2 separate regions of the Homo sapiens genome follow, and region 2 is linked to region 1. The links are chromatin contacts, found by Hi-C or POLR2A ChIA-PET in ENCODE. All regions are on one chromosome and are shown on one strand. The core of a region is the stretch at or near the end of the contact, and the rest is flanking DNA. Distances in the headings are between cores, read along the strand shown.

Region 1 (7,714 bases), core at 4,886-7,385:
GTTTTCCTTTTTCAGGCATTCACTTTAGAGCATTTAGTATTCCACATCGCATTCAAAATCTTCAAATATTCTAAAAGCTGACCTTAAGCCAACATATAGGAAAGGAAACGTTCTCAAACATTTCAAAAGATATTCTGTCATAATAAGGGTTTTATGAAGTTGCATTCATTAGTTCTTATCAATTCTTTTGAACATCACATATGTACAAGTCACAACTAGAAAAATATTATAAAATTATTATGAAAAGGAAAAAGGAGTCACAGAACTTTCTCCTCCAAATCCAGGGAGACTTTATTAGTTCCACTTAAGAATATCAACGAGTGGTTAAAGGCATCAATATCTCTATGCTGTAGCTCTGGCACTCAGTTAACTGAGCAAAGCTCACTCAGTTACCTTACTTAGTAAGTTAGCAAATCCAAGTGAGGATTTGCCTTCACTGGCATCCAAGTTACAAGATGAGAAAAACAAAAGAAACAACTCTACTTTTTAGATCTCTATGATGATACACCAATGGGGAAGAGGGGAAGGAAGCAGAAAGAGAGAAGCCTCCACCAACAGCAAGAACAGATGCCAGCTAAAGCTATCGATCAAAAACAAATACCACTAACGGCCCAGCCCAGTTCCAATGCATCTGAGAGTCAGTCTGGAACATATACTAAACAACGGATCCATACTCTCTCATTTACCAGCTATGTGACACTGGACAAGGCATTTATTTAAACTTTCAGAGATTGTTCTCTCTTCCATAAAACCAAGAATAAAAATAAGAATACATCATAAGTTGTCATAAAGATTAAATAACTTACCTGCAGGTAGGTATTCCATACTTATTTTTAAAAGCCTAGGGACCACTGTTTTCTTATATAAGAAAAGTTCTATGCCACTTCTTTTCATATAAAAAAAGTAAGTCCTACTTAAGCAACTAAGAGTATCTTACAAAACAAATGATAGCAAAATTCTAGCACACGCAGACAGACAGACACACACACACACACACACACACACACACATACAGACACACATGCTCCAGAAGGTAACAGTGGTGACCTCTAAAGACTTAAATTGGGGTCTTGTTTCGAAGGTTCAAAGATGGAAAGAAATCCTAATTTTCAATGTTTTCATGTGCTTAAATTTCTTAGCATTTTACATTCTCAAAAATTAAAAATTTTAAGATACTAAAATCAAAGGTCTGTGTCCAAAATGGAAAATATAATAATGTTAATAAGAAAATTTATGTCATTAAAATGATGTCTACACAAAATACACTACAGTAACAATTCTCAACCCTTCTTAAGCTGCGATATATAAAAATAATGTATTTCCATGAGCTATGCAGATTATAGCCCATATAGTGAAAATAAGAGTTATAAACAACCCTGGGCTTGCAAGGTCTAAGTCTCTCCTATTTTTTCCTACTCAAATAAAAAAAAAGTCCAAATATGAATGAGTAGAGTATCATATGGATCATTTTTAATCCACTTTATTTTATAAACAAAAAAATTGTTAAACAAAGTCACTGGCAAACTTGCTAACTTCAGAATTTTAGTATTAGTTACAAAGTGCTTACAACACACTTTAAACTATAACACATCATGGACTGCAGCCTTGTAACTGAGGACCAATGACCCTGCAGGGAAGCCACCATTCTCCACATTTTACTTTTGAACACTTTCTAAATTTTGCTATTATGAAACACCTTACCATGAACATTTTCTCAAGTATATCTTTGTAAGTGAGATTCTTAAGGGTGGAACTGTTAAATTAAAGAACATATAGATGTTTTAAATTTTGATAAATACTAGCAAATTTCTGGGGGCCGGGGGAGGTCTGAAACAATTTACACTTCCAGGAACAAAACTATGTGACCCTTGCCCACACTGGATGCCACAGCTATTTAAAAGGTTTTTGGTTAACCCAGTGGCTATTTTAAAAATTACCTCTCATTTTACAGTAGTTACATGTCTTATCTTGCTAAAAACTCAAGAAAGAAAGAAGATAAAAGAGCACAATCGCCAAACCTCACACGCTCAGCACAGTTCCCTCCTATGCTTTCAACGCTGAGCATCCTGATGGAACTCACTATCCATCTACATATACGTGTATCTTTCAAGTACACAGATAGGATCCAAACACAAAACACAAATTCTAACATATGTTTCTCTTGAAACTAATTACTATAACTTATGCTATGTTACCTGAAATGACAAGGTATGATAATATGATTAAAACAACATAGAAAAACCAGAAAGAAAACACAGAATACTAAGAAATATCTTCAAGCCAACATCCCATTTTTCCAGAGAAGGTAGTTTCACGTTTCAAAGCTCTTTGTAAACTCTGTTAAGATGTCTTTGCCTCATCCTAACAATCCTCATAGTCTCCCATGGATGGTCCTTTAATGCTCATAATAAAAGAAGCCTGCAGGGAAAATACAGAATAGAAAACAGCTTGGAAATAAAATCTGTTAGCTCAGCACATTAAAATTATTGAAAATTGCTATTTTTATGAGGATTATGTGTAGCTTTGTTTTTTCTATGAACTATCTAAGCAATAACAAAAAGACATGATCTTTTTTTTTTTTTCTTTTTTAGACAGAGTCTCGCTCTGTTGCCTAGGCTGGAGTGCAGTAGCGTGATCTCAGCTCACTGCAACCTCCACCTCCCGGGCTCAAACGATTCTCCTGCCTCAGCCACCCACGTAGCTGGGATCAAAGGCTCGTGCCACCATACCTGGCCAATTTTTATGTTTTTAGTAGAGATGGGGTTTCGCCATGTTGTCCAAGCTGGTCTCGAATTCCTGACCTCAAGTGATCTGCCCACCTCAGCCTCCCAAAGTGCAGGGATTACAGGCATGAGCCACCGCGCCCGGCCCACATGATCTTTTTCAAGTCATGGACAGCAGGGACTGTATAAAATCCAATCCCACTTCGCGTAAACTCAGCATAAAAAATTATCAGTCTTGTAAAGTTTGGTGTGTTTTTACATTGGGGGAATTTGGCCTATTGTACACTTTCTAAAGCAAATACACAGCAGTTATGCAAAAAAAATCAAAAAATCATTTTAGTCCTGGATATTAAGTAAAAACAATGTATCAGATAAAGCACAAATCATTTTTCCAAAAACAAAAACATTCCAATCAAACTGAAACAAAAAGTCCAAGGAAAGAAATTACTTCTCAACAGAAGGATCTAGAACCCTTTCCCCGCAGAGGCTGCATATGAACTGTGCCTTCAAGGGCAGGCAGCAGTTAGACACGGTGGGTGGGAGGCCAGGCACACCCACCCAGAGAGAGTGAGGAAAGCACTGAGGGCAGAGCCAGCCACGCATGGGAGCAGCGCACAGTCAGGCTGGGTGGAGGCACAGCACTGATAAAAGGGAAATGGGGAAATAGGTTTGGAAAGAAAACTCGTGTGAAAGAAAGGAGGAGGTTGTATATTCTACAGGTTTTTCTCTAATGTAGAACCCCAGATGGAAATCATCCTTCTTACTTTCATTTACAAAGATATTGATCTTATCTCACAGTATTTTCTTCCCTGAAGTGAAGTTATTTGTGTATCAACTTATTTTCCGTAACATGACTATGAGCACCCAGGACTCATAGCACCCATGGACTGCAGCATTCTGCGCGGGAACCAGATTGGATTCATTTTTATTAATATATCCTTCTCAAAGGCCTTAAACAGACTTTAAAGAAGCATTTTTTGGCCAGACACAGTGGCTCACGCCTGTAATCCCAGCACTTTGGGAAGCTGAGGTGGGCGGATCACGACATCAGGAGTTCAAGACCAGCCTGACTAAAATGGTGAAACCCCGTCTCTACTAAAAATACAAAAATTAGCCAGGCGTGGTGGTGTGTGCCTGTAATCCCAGCTACTCAGGAGGCTGAGGCAGAATAGCTTGAACCCAGGAGACAGAGGTTGCAGTGAGCCGAGATCATGCCACTACATTCCAGCCTGGGTGACAGAGCAAGGCTATGTCTCAAAAAAAAAAAAAAAAAAAAAAAAAAAGGCAGCATTTTTTTAATAACTGAAAAAATGCATAAACTGTATATAATATTATATATAATATATAAAATAAATAAATGTATTAACTGTATAGGAATAAATGTATAATACTGGCACCACATCACTTATCCTACTCATATAATTTGGATTTGGATATTCATTTATAGCAGGAGTTCCCAAACTTTTTGTATAAAGGACCATAGAAAAAGTATTTTAGGCTTGATAGGCCAAATGGTCTCTGTCACAACTACTCAACTCTGCTGTCACAGGACAAAAGCAGCATAGACAATGCATAAATGAAAGAGCATGGCTGTGTTTCAATAAAATTTTATTGACAAAAACAGGCAGCAGGCTGCATTTGTCCTGTGGACTGTAGTGTGCCGACCTCTCATCTATACGGACTTAAATGTAATACATTACATTATATATATACACACATACACATCTAAATTTAAGTATTATATTCAAATAGTTTTTATAATAACAGAATCTTGGTCAAAATTCCAAGGAAGATAAAAAATAAAAAGGGATATAAACAAAAAAATGTAGATATGCTGCATAAAACCTGGGAAACTGGAACCTCTGGATGTGTCCATGTAATTTGCCCCCTCAGGATATCTCTTTAGGCCTTAGTTTTGGACCCACAAAGCAAGGTGGTTCAAATAGACAATTCTGTGATCTTAATAATTGTTTCAAGTTAAAGTTATAGATTTTAAGTGGAAATTCCATCTAGAAAATAACAACATTCACAAATAATTTCCAATCCGTGGAAGAACAGAATACGAGTACAGTTATGCTCCACAGAATATTTCAATGAGGCACCACACGTATGACAGTGGTTCCATAGATTCTAATACTGTATTTTTAACTGTATCTTCCCTGTTTACATGTTTAGATACACAAATATCTACCACTGTATTACAACAGCCTACAGGATCCAGTACAGCAACACGTATAGGTTTGTAGCCTAGGAGCAATAGGCTATAACACACTTAGCCTAAGTGTGTGGGAGACTCTACCATGTAGATTTCTGTAAGTAGACTCTGTGATGTTCACACAAGGATGAACTCGCCTAATGATGCATTTCTCAGAATGTATTCACGCTGTTAAGCAACACATGACTGTATGCCACAGAAACAAGTATAACATATTAGAATAAATTAAGATAGTACCTGGCATAATTGATCTAATAACAAACATATGTACAAACATTAATCAAAATCATATTCTAGTACCTAAAAAATAAGGTTTCAGTACCATCTTGAATGAAGTTATAAATATACCTGGAAAAATCAATTTAATAACAAACATACGTTAATTCACCTAGCTGGAAGGGGACATTTAGATCATTAAAAACAACTTCACCCAAAATAGAGGCATTGGTAAGATTTGATATTAAATGCCACAAAATAATTAAATCACTACAATAACTCACTAAACTCCCTAACATATTTACAGTTAAAAATCTGAAGTTTTTAACTTTAATTCAAATATCATGCAGTATATAATAAACCAGGTATCATTCATTCAGTGTAATGGTGATTTTGTAAACTTTTCTGTTTTTATAATTACTCTTCAAATAAACAGTTGAGTTTCAGACTAAAACCACTTCACTTGTCACAATTTTCAAAGAACTGCTGGGTTAATTAAAATTCTATAATCCATCACTACCCACATTTACAAAGCCATGCTACCACACTGCTTTCTGAAAAAGAAATGAACAGTTTCTGGTTCATTACCAACTTACCAAACATCTGGCAAATTCTTTGTTTTCTGAAAGGAATCCATAACCTGGATGTACCTTAGAAATGAAAGCAAAAAGCACTTTCAATTTTATCATATTGCAAAAGCTTTATAAGCAAAATGTACAGTGCATTTATGTATTAATATTTACTGTTCAAGAGCCCTTGAATAAGTACACTTCTCTTATACACTGATCAGTTCTAACTCACATTTCTAGGATCAGAATCAAATTCCAAGAAACTGCCTCTTATATTTACTTTCTCCACACTCCCTTTGTCCTAACTGATTCATTTTCCACACACTACCTTTGTCCTAACCACAATGGGGAGTATATGCCCACATAGCTTCCTGCCCACTGGCATTTGTCTACACTATTCAACAAAACTCTCTCTCCTTTTCCTGAGGCTAACTTTGCCCACAATTCTGGAGAATTTCACAATGGCTGGTGCATCAAAGAATTATGTAAAAGGAACCTTGGCAAAGATGGATGAAAAACTCTAAATTCTCCTTTCTTTACAGTACTCACGAACTGGTAATTTCCAAAACCCAGACTACTAGGACAGCTAACACATTTTATTCCTGATGGCATTAATAATACTCGGCAACTACCAACAAGCCGTTTCTATCAAACTGAACTAAAATGGAGGTGTGGTTTTACTTTTATTTTGTGCTCTGAATTTTTTTTCTTCTAATGTCTACTCTTCTTTCCTTCCTCACCCCAAACTTTGCCATCCACAACTACTTTATACTATCCTCACCCACAAGCCACATTGCTACAATCTACCAGCCTGATCCAATCAAGTAATTTTTGGCTCTCCCAGACTGGCCAAACATAAATTTCGCCACTTCAGTATCAGCCAGTGTTGAACATACTTCTAGTAAAATAATTCTGCTAAAAAGAGAGTCAAATTTCTAAAGGAACCAGTATCATAATCCAGAAATAGCTACGTATCAGCGACTTTTAAATGCTGAACTCGGGCTGGGCACAGTGGCTCCTGCCTGTAATCCCAGCAGTTTAGAAGGCTGAGGCAGGCAGATCACCTGAGGTCAGGAGTTCAAGACCAGCCTGACCAACATGGTGAAACCCCTTCTCTACTAAAAATACAAAATTAGCTGGGCATGGTGGCAGGCACCTGTAATCCCAGCTACTTGGGAGGCTGAGGCAAGAGAATCGCTTGAACCTGGCGGGACAGAGGTTGCAGTGAGCCAAGATCACGCCATCGCACTCTGGCCTGGGCAACAAGAGCGAAACTCCATCTCAAAAAACAAAACAAAAAAAAAGCTGAACTAAGCTTTATGAGCATGGTACAGAAGAATTTAAACTACTGTATCAGAGAAGAAGAGTTTTCATTCCACCAACTTCATTTTATCAACACTCAACTACATATTTATTTTGGCAAGCTATAGTTAAAAGGTTAAAGTGTTTTACCTTCACTAACTGTGCTAATAAACTGTAAACATCTATAATATGGGTTCACGAATTAGGCTTTTTATTTAAACATTCATCTTACTAAAACATTTCTTTCAAAAGAAATGTGAGCGCTAATTGAAGCGCTCCAGGCTTAATTGCTGGTGTTGGATGTTTCCATCCAGTTTTAGAGATAACTTTGCATAGTTTTTAACACTATATATAATTAGTTCTGATAATTAAAAAAAGAAAAAAGAAAATAGAAGAAAAAACACTGTTTCTGATATCAGAAATCATTTTTTTCCTTGGATTCCACTCTATTCAAACAGAACTGGGGGTGGAGAGAATGATTTATCCTTGTAAATTATGAGCATTCTACTGACATTAACAAACTAAAATAATTACCAAATGTGCTGTTTTTATTTCTGGAAGTGTACTAGGTATAAGTAATTTTTAAATTATTAAAATGGAATTTGAACACAGTCTTTGGATCCTGTTTATAACACAGAATTTTTTAAAATGCTCTTATTACACGGAAAGGGTTAATACTCAAAACTAAT
Region 2 (7,714 bases), core at 1,787-4,286, 73 kb before region 1:
CTTCTCATATTACTGGTGTCATAGAAAATGGGATAATCTTTTTAAAAAGAAATTGTCAGTATCTACCAAAAGTTTGAGGACACGTTATCTTTTGTTCTGAAATTTTACTCCTGGGAAGTCATCCTACAGATATACCCACATGAGTGAACACAGAGAGACATACAAAGAAATTCATTATTTTGAATTCGTTGGTGGTGTTTTAATAAGAAAAAAATTCTGAAAAACAATTTAGTAAGCCTTCAACAAAGGACTGGTACATCCATAAAATGAAATATTAGCCTTTAAAAAGAATGCAGTTGATCTATATGTTCTTATTCAACCACTTATACATTAATTCAATAACTATCTGCCCAGCAACACTACATGAAATACATCTTCTGCCTTCATGGAGCTTATTACAAACTAATGAGAGAAACAGAAAATAAACAAATCAATTGATAACTAAAATAAATGTTACATAGAAACAGAGTACTCAGGCAAGAATACTAGGGAGAACTTGTTTCAGACAGGCTGCTCAGAAAGGGCCCTTCTGGAGTAAAATTTTAAACCTAAGGATAAAGACATCTAGCCAGGCCAAGCACAGTGGCTCACACCTGTAATCCCAGCACTTTGGGAGGCCAAGATGGGAGGATCACTTGAGGGTAGGAGTTTGAGACTAGCCTGGGCAACATGGCAAGATCTCTATCTCTACAAAAAAATACAAAAATTACTGGGTGTGGTGGTGGGACCTGTAGTCCCAGCTACTTGGGAGGCTGAGGCAGGAGGATTGCATGAGCCCAGGAGGTCAGAGCTGCAGTGAGCCATGATGGCGCCACTGCACTCCTGCCTGGGAAATAAAGTGAGACTCCGTCTCTAAAACCACACACACACACACACACACACACACACACACACACACACGCATACACACACACACATAAACATAAACAGCTAGCTACCATGGAAAGATCAGGGAGAAAGAACATTAGACAGAGGGAACCACACATATAAAAATCCTAGATGAGGAAGCAATTTCATAGGGAAAGAATATCAGGCAGCTAAAGCTGAAACACAGTAAGGAAGTGGCAGCAAAGCACAAGATAAGGAGGTATGGACGGCGTGGCCCTGTTCTGGCCAGATCTTATGGGATTTGGTACACAGTCCAAGATGCCTTGGTTCTATACAAGGCAATGACAAATGACAATTAAGCTTTAAGAGAGTAACTCTTACACTGTAAAAATAAGCAAAATAAAGTATATACTGGGGGCGGGGGTAGCAAGTTGGAGTACATAGCGTATGACCTTACCTACATTAAGACAGAAATACACATTTGAACGCACAGGAAAGTTTAAGCATTAGACAGCTACAGAAACCAATTTACTGCTCAAAAGTAGGACAGACAGCCGGGCATGGTAACTCAGGCCTATAATCCCAGCTACTCAGGAGGCCCAGGCAGGAAGACCACTTGAGCCCAGGAGTTCTGTACTGACTTAAGCAACATCGCAAGACCTTGTCTATATTTAAGAATAAATAAATAAATAAATGTAAAAGGTAGGATTAAAAGTTGTAGGAAAAGGGAAATTAAAATTGTATGCTCTTAGGTACACGTTGAACTTTTTTACCATAAGAATCATAATTTCATACTTCATATTTTCATAGTTTAAAAATTAAATCAGCCATGCCTGAAGTTATCAAATTATTAATGATTTTGAGAATATTAAATGTTATCAAAACAAACTAGGAGTCCCCAAAATCACTTAAGCTTTTCATGACATCCCATTGCCTCAAAACCAAGTTTGAACTCCCTAGGCTGGTTTCAATACTTGATCCTGTCCGCCTAAGCATGAGTCTCAGCCCCACCCCTGTTCATCTTGCATCTTACCCTGCAGCCCAAGGCCCAGGCAGGCTCCCCAGCCTTGCACAGCCTTCTCAGTTCAGCCAGCCTCAGCCAGTAACTCTCTCCCCTTTTACCAAACCAGCTTTTATTACAATAGGCCCAATTCTGGGCCCTGAAGACACGGGACGGAACAAGAAAGACATCATCTTGGCCAACAGGTAATTTACAGGCTGGTGGAAAAGACAAACCTTAAATACAGCCACACAGCAGCTAAGGAATGATTATGTGGTGCATGTTATGTACAAGTTTTAAAGAGGGCATGTGACAACAGGGGATCTCTAATCCAAAAATAGATTCCTGAAAACTTTCTCAGGCGTGGTAACTGAAAAGACACCTTAGAAATAGAAGCGTAGTGAAAAACAGTGTCTGGGACCTGAAGAGAGAGGCGAGGGGAAGGCTGGGCCTCACAGCCACATGAGAGAAACTGAACTGTAGCCTCAGAGCAAGGAAATGAAGGGCTAGCTCTGGTTGCAGGCTGGAGAATTCTGGCATAGCATCTGCTTACTTATGATGTGCACTGTCCACCCTCTGCACCTCCCTAGCCCATTAAAATGTAAGCTCCATAAGGACAGAAACCCTTGTCCAGCTGGTTCAAGTTAGGTATTTCAAATCCCGAGCACACGCCTGGCACAGTTGTTATTCAACCAACAGTTGTTGGAAGAATAAATGAATGAATGAACAAACAAATGAACACTTTGAGAGGCAAGAGGGATCTGAAGAGTCAGGCTGGGAGGCAGTAGTCTGGGTGACAGGAAAATGACCATTTCCTCCCAGAGTCCAGGGTGGCATGCTTCCAGTTTCAGCTAATGCCACGTTCTTTCTTTTTTTTTTTTTTTGAGATGGGAGTCTGTCACTCAGGCTGGAGTGCAGTGGCACGACCTCGGCTCACTGCAACCTTTGCCTCCTGGGTTCAAGTAGTTCTCTTGCCTTAGCCTCCTGAGTAGCTGGGACTACAGGCAAACACCACCACACCCGGCTAATTTTTGTATTCTAAGTAGAGACAGGGTTTCACCATTTTTGGCCAGGCTGATCTCTAACTCCTGACCTCAGGTGATCCGCCCACCTCGGCTTCCCAAAGTGCTGGGATTACAGGCATGAGCCACCGCGCCCAGCCTGCCACTTTCTTTAGAGTGCCTTTCCAGTCCTCCCACACCTGGCTAGGTATCATTGCCACATGAACACATACACCACGCCCTGCAATTATGCAGCCCTTTTCACACTTAACCTTCATGAGGGCAACAACTAGCTGTCTTACTCTCTACTAAATCCCCAGAGTTTAGCAAATTAACGCAATCAACACATTATTTCTTCCATGAATAAACAACTATCCGCATCAGCTTCCATAAAAATTAGTCTGTTAGGATAAGACACAATCTCACAAATGCCAACAGAACTATTCATCTCCAGAGCAGCGGTTTTATAAGTGAGTTAACTGACATCCAAAGGCAGGGGTTCAGGGCAGGGACTCAGAACCAGACAGGCTTCTGTTAGAAATGCTTGTTCCCCAGTGCCGTAAAGAAACAGCACTGGAACATAAATTTAATTTCCTCAGCAAGGCCATGTTTACTTTCTGCAGAAAGGGTACATTCGCCAGCAGTTTTGCCACGAGAGTACATTGAACAAAGGAGACAGGGTCATTTATAACCTGAGGCGCCCACCCTACTGCTGTGTCCGGTTTCCATTGGCTGGAACAGGACCTCACATTTTGTATTTGTCCCAATTGGCTAACAACATAGAACTTTTTAAAAGAGGCAACGGCAGAGGAGAACAAAGGAAGGAGGAAGTAACTTGTGGAATACTGAGAAAGGTAAAAACACCTTCAAATAAGGAAGAGGAACAGGCTATGACTTAATGCTTGCTTGGACCAGTATAAGCATGCCAGGGCAAATATTTAGGCTAAATTGTGGGAGCTGAGAACATAAAGTACATTGATTTCTTTATTACAGCTAGCAGATATTTAAGAATGTTAGCACAGGTCTTAGAATAAATTTTGCTTCTAAGAGAAGTTACTATTTATTCCTAATTAGATGGGGAGGAAAGTCTTTGAAGAGGAACCTCTACTTTACTTTTTACACTTCAGTTTTGCTTCAGTTTAAAACAAGGTGCACTCAGTGAAATACTGTTGGCATTGGGCAAAACCAAGCCCAATATTTTTGGGATTCTCAGTCCAGCACTTCTTCCACCACATCATGCAACTTCCAGAGTTTGAATTTTAGGTTTTGTAAAACCTGCTCTTCTAAAAAATATAGTTCTACTCCATAATTTTTAAGTAAAGTGTTGCATTAGGAAAAAAAAAAAATCAAATTCTACATGGCAATAAGTTTTCAAATTGAAAAGCCACAAGTTTAAGTTATAATACAAAACAAAAGAAAGCAGCTCATTTCAATGTATAGATATCAAACTTTATTTCATAAAAATGTAAAAGGTTAAACTTTATTTTACTAAATATACTTTGTGCTTTTTTTTTTTTTTTTTTGAGAAAGAGTCTCACTGTGTTACCCAGGCTGGAGTGCAATGGAGCGATCCCCGCTCATTGCAACCTCCACCTCCCAGGTTCAAACGATTCTCCTGCCTCAGCCTCCCAAGTAGCTGGGATTATAGGCACACACCACCACGTATGACTAATTTTTTTTGTATTTTTAGTAGAGATGGGGTTTCACCATCTTGGCAGGCTGGTTTCGAACTCCTGACCTCAAGTGATCCTCCCACCTCAGCCTCCCAAAGTGCTAGGATTACAGGAGTGAGCCACCGCGCCCAGCCTTTGTTCTTTATTTATATAAAATAAATATATTTTAAACAAAACAACATTATCTCTTCACAAATACAGCTTGGCAATATTTGAAGAAAAAGTGGAGCTGATTATTCTTAACACTCTTTAAAATATTCTTAAGACAGCTCTCACATCTATGATTACATGACACACAATACATGAAAATATGAAAGGGCTTAGAACAATAAACTCTGTTAACATAATGTTCAATAATATCCTATAATTTATTAAAAGAAAATTTCTGACACATTACATAATAATCCTCCCCAAAGTGGAAGAAAAGTCAAATATGCCAGGCATGGTGGCTCACGCCTGTAATCCCAGCACTCTGGGAGGCTGAGGCAGGCGGATCATCTGAGGTCAGGAGTTCGAGACCAGCCTGGCCGACATGGTGAAATCCCATATTTACTAAAAATACAAAAATCAGCTGGGCGTGGTGGCATGCGCCTTTAATCCCAGCTACTCCGGGGGCTGAGGCAGGGGAATTGATTGAACCCGGGAGGCAGAAGTTGCAGTGAGCCGAGATGGCACCACTGCACTCCAGCCTGGGTGAAAGAGCAAGACCCTGTCTGGAAAAAAAAAAGAAAAAGTCAAATATAAAAATTTCAGCAGAATTGTTAAAACAAATTTGATGCTATTCATTTTCCCTTAAAAATTTTTCATTTGAAGTCTTTAGAATAGTTTTATTTTCATATCACAAGTAATACAATTGAGAAAACAAAAAGTACACAAAAAAATTAAAAATGTGTCAGCAACAATGCTCAGATGATGGTATTCCTGATGGTTTCCAATCAGGAGGTAGGGAAAAAAGAGTCCAATGATATCATTTTATTCTATTCTTCTAAGTGATAAACTACCTGGTGGTCCATTCTTTCTGTAATCCCAGCTTGTCCTGAGGGAAGGCACACTCAGGTTCTGAAGCTATTTAACTCTTTTGAGCACCGATGGGGAAAGAGTTACAGGAAAGTACTAAGAATACAATGCCAAAAGAGTAGCTTAAGAAACGGAGAAAAGGGAAAGAAACCAAGCAAACCAGTACCCATTTCTTTTATTCCTCTTATTCCTCTATTACAAAACAACTCACATTAAGTGGGCTCTATCACCCAACCCAAGAATAGTAACAGTAAAAAGTACTATTTAACTGTGAATATGATGGGAGTGGTGGATGATGCTACAAAAACTAACTAAATGGTAGTAAAAACTAACCAGAAAAAACGTGAAAAGAGTTAACAAAAATCTGGTGCCTTTTCTGCAAATGTCATTTATTTGTTAATACCTAGAACATGGCCTGTGGGGTAACCAAGCCTTGCAGTTAAGAGCTCAGGTGTGGGCTGGGCACAACGGCTCCTGCCTGTAATCCCAGCACTTTGGGAGGCAGAGGCAGGCGGATCACCTGAGGTCAGGAATTCAAGACCAGCCTGGCCAATATGGTGAAACCCCGTCTCTACCAAAAAAAAAACAAAAAAATTAGCCGGGCGTGGTGGCGCATGCCTGCAATCCCAGCTACTCAGGAGGCGGAGGTTGCAGTGAGCCAAGATAGTGCCACTGCACTCCAGTATGGGCGACAGAGCAAGACTTCGTCTCAAAGAAAAAAAGAACACAGGCGCTATGCCAGAAGGCTTGGGCTCCAATACTGCTTCTGTGACTGTGACTGAGTTACTAGAGTGCCTCTCTGGTATTCGGTTTCCTCATCTGTAAAATGGACATAATAACAGTATCTATCTCATAGGGTTATTAAGAAGATGAAATTAGTCAAGGCTGAAACACATTAGAACAGCACCTGGCCCACAGTAGGTACTCAATTAAGGTTAGTAATTATGAGAAAATGGGCAGCCCGCCACCCCAAACTACCATGTTGGTACCTTCCCTGCCTGGCCTTACTTGTTATATCCTGTGTCATTACTCATCTTCTGAACCTAGATAACATAGAACTAACCCTGGCGCTACAATACTGGAAAAAACATGTACTTCCTCTCTTATAATGCACTGGATCAGACGATCTACGAACTCGGTATTGCTGGTGAACAGGGCAAAACACAAGGAAGCGCAGAAAACACTACAACAAAGACAGGCACATTCGAATCATTCTTCCCAGATGCTAAACACCCATACATTTTGATAGTGGTATTAGTGTCAACGCCGACCACCATTCATGATTCAGACATCCTTCTCACTTGCTACTGCCTACTTACCAATCCTTAATTTTCTATTCTGTGGATGAGAATCCTGCTACCCATTCATATGAAAGCCACTTAGGAGTTTACAGCTGGTTCTAGAAGGGAATCAGTGACTGTTTATTAAAAAAAAATAATAATTTGTTTCAAGACACTACAGGTAAGAGTTATATCTGTACCCTAAAAGCTGTCCTCAAACTATTCTGCATTCATATATAAAGTAAAGCAGAAACTTTTAAACAATCCTGGGCTCAGGAATGGCTTTCTAGCTTCCACATAATCCAGTTAACTCAAAGTCAGGCAGAAGATTCTTTCTGTTTTAATATACTTCCAAATCTTTCGGCCGGGCACAGTGGCTCATGCCTGCAATTCCAGCACTTTGGGAGGTCGTGAAGGTGGATCACTTGAGACCAGGAGTTCCAGACAAGCCTGGGCAACATGGCAAAACCCTATCTCTACTAAAAACACAAAAGTTAGCCAGGTGTGGCAGCCCACACCTGTAAACTCAGCTACTTGAGAGGCTGAGGCACAAGAATCACTTGAAACCGGAAGGTGGTGCTTTTCAGTGAGCCAAGATCGCGCCACTGCACTCCAGCCTGGGTGACTGAGCGACACTCTTCGTCTCAAAGAAAAAAAAAAGCTTTCTAAAATTTAGTACACTTTTCTATCATTGTAAAAACAGCATAGTAAAAATAATTGAGTCTTTTTTTCCAAAATATAAAACCTTTGAGGCTTCATCAGGAAAACTGATTATTCTTGGTTTAGCAGGGACAAATACACTAATGTTTAATGTTATACTTTCTAATTGCTGAGACACAGCTTGTCTCCAATTTTTTGGTTTTTGTTTTTAGGGTCTTTTTTAAATGATTTCCTTCACACTAGCTTTCTTAGTTA

What was found. Hi-C counts contacts between places; a loop is a spot of excess contacts on that map. ChIA-PET counts read pairs that join two places held with the same protein, here RNA polymerase II (POLR2A).
Region 2: a map of posterior cingulate gyrus shows a loop between it and region 1 (2.5-fold over the local background). The contact joins two enhancer-like sites. A Hi-C loop is called at or near these places in 2 of 168 maps with a recorded cell type or tissue (IMR-90 and posterior cingulate gyrus). POLR2A ChIA-PET finds 5 or more read pairs at or near these places in 2 of 52 experiments (A673 and activated T-cell).

What each region holds. Positions count from the first base shown.
Region 1 is chr13:100,155,377-100,163,090 of GRCh38, reverse strand. PCCA (propionyl-CoA carboxylase subunit alpha) reads right to left here. Exons shown (of 24, transcript NM_000282.4): 6 at 5,751-5,804. Among named protein-coding and RNA genes, the nearest start is that of PCCA, 70 kb to the right of the region's middle. RefSeq lists enhancers at 2,827-3,326, 3,327-3,828. Within about 2 kb of position 6,135, at least 2 of the 41 ENCODE cell types and tissues checked have a DNase peak (open chromatin) inside an H3K27ac peak, as active enhancers do.
Region 2 is chr13:100,225,538-100,233,251 of GRCh38, reverse strand. The region is part of intron 7 of PCCA (propionyl-CoA carboxylase subunit alpha); the gene reads right to left. Among named protein-coding and RNA genes, the nearest start is that of PCCA, 140 kb to the right of the region's middle. Within about 2 kb of position 3,036, at least 4 of the 41 ENCODE cell types and tissues checked have a DNase peak (open chromatin) inside an H3K27ac peak, as active enhancers do.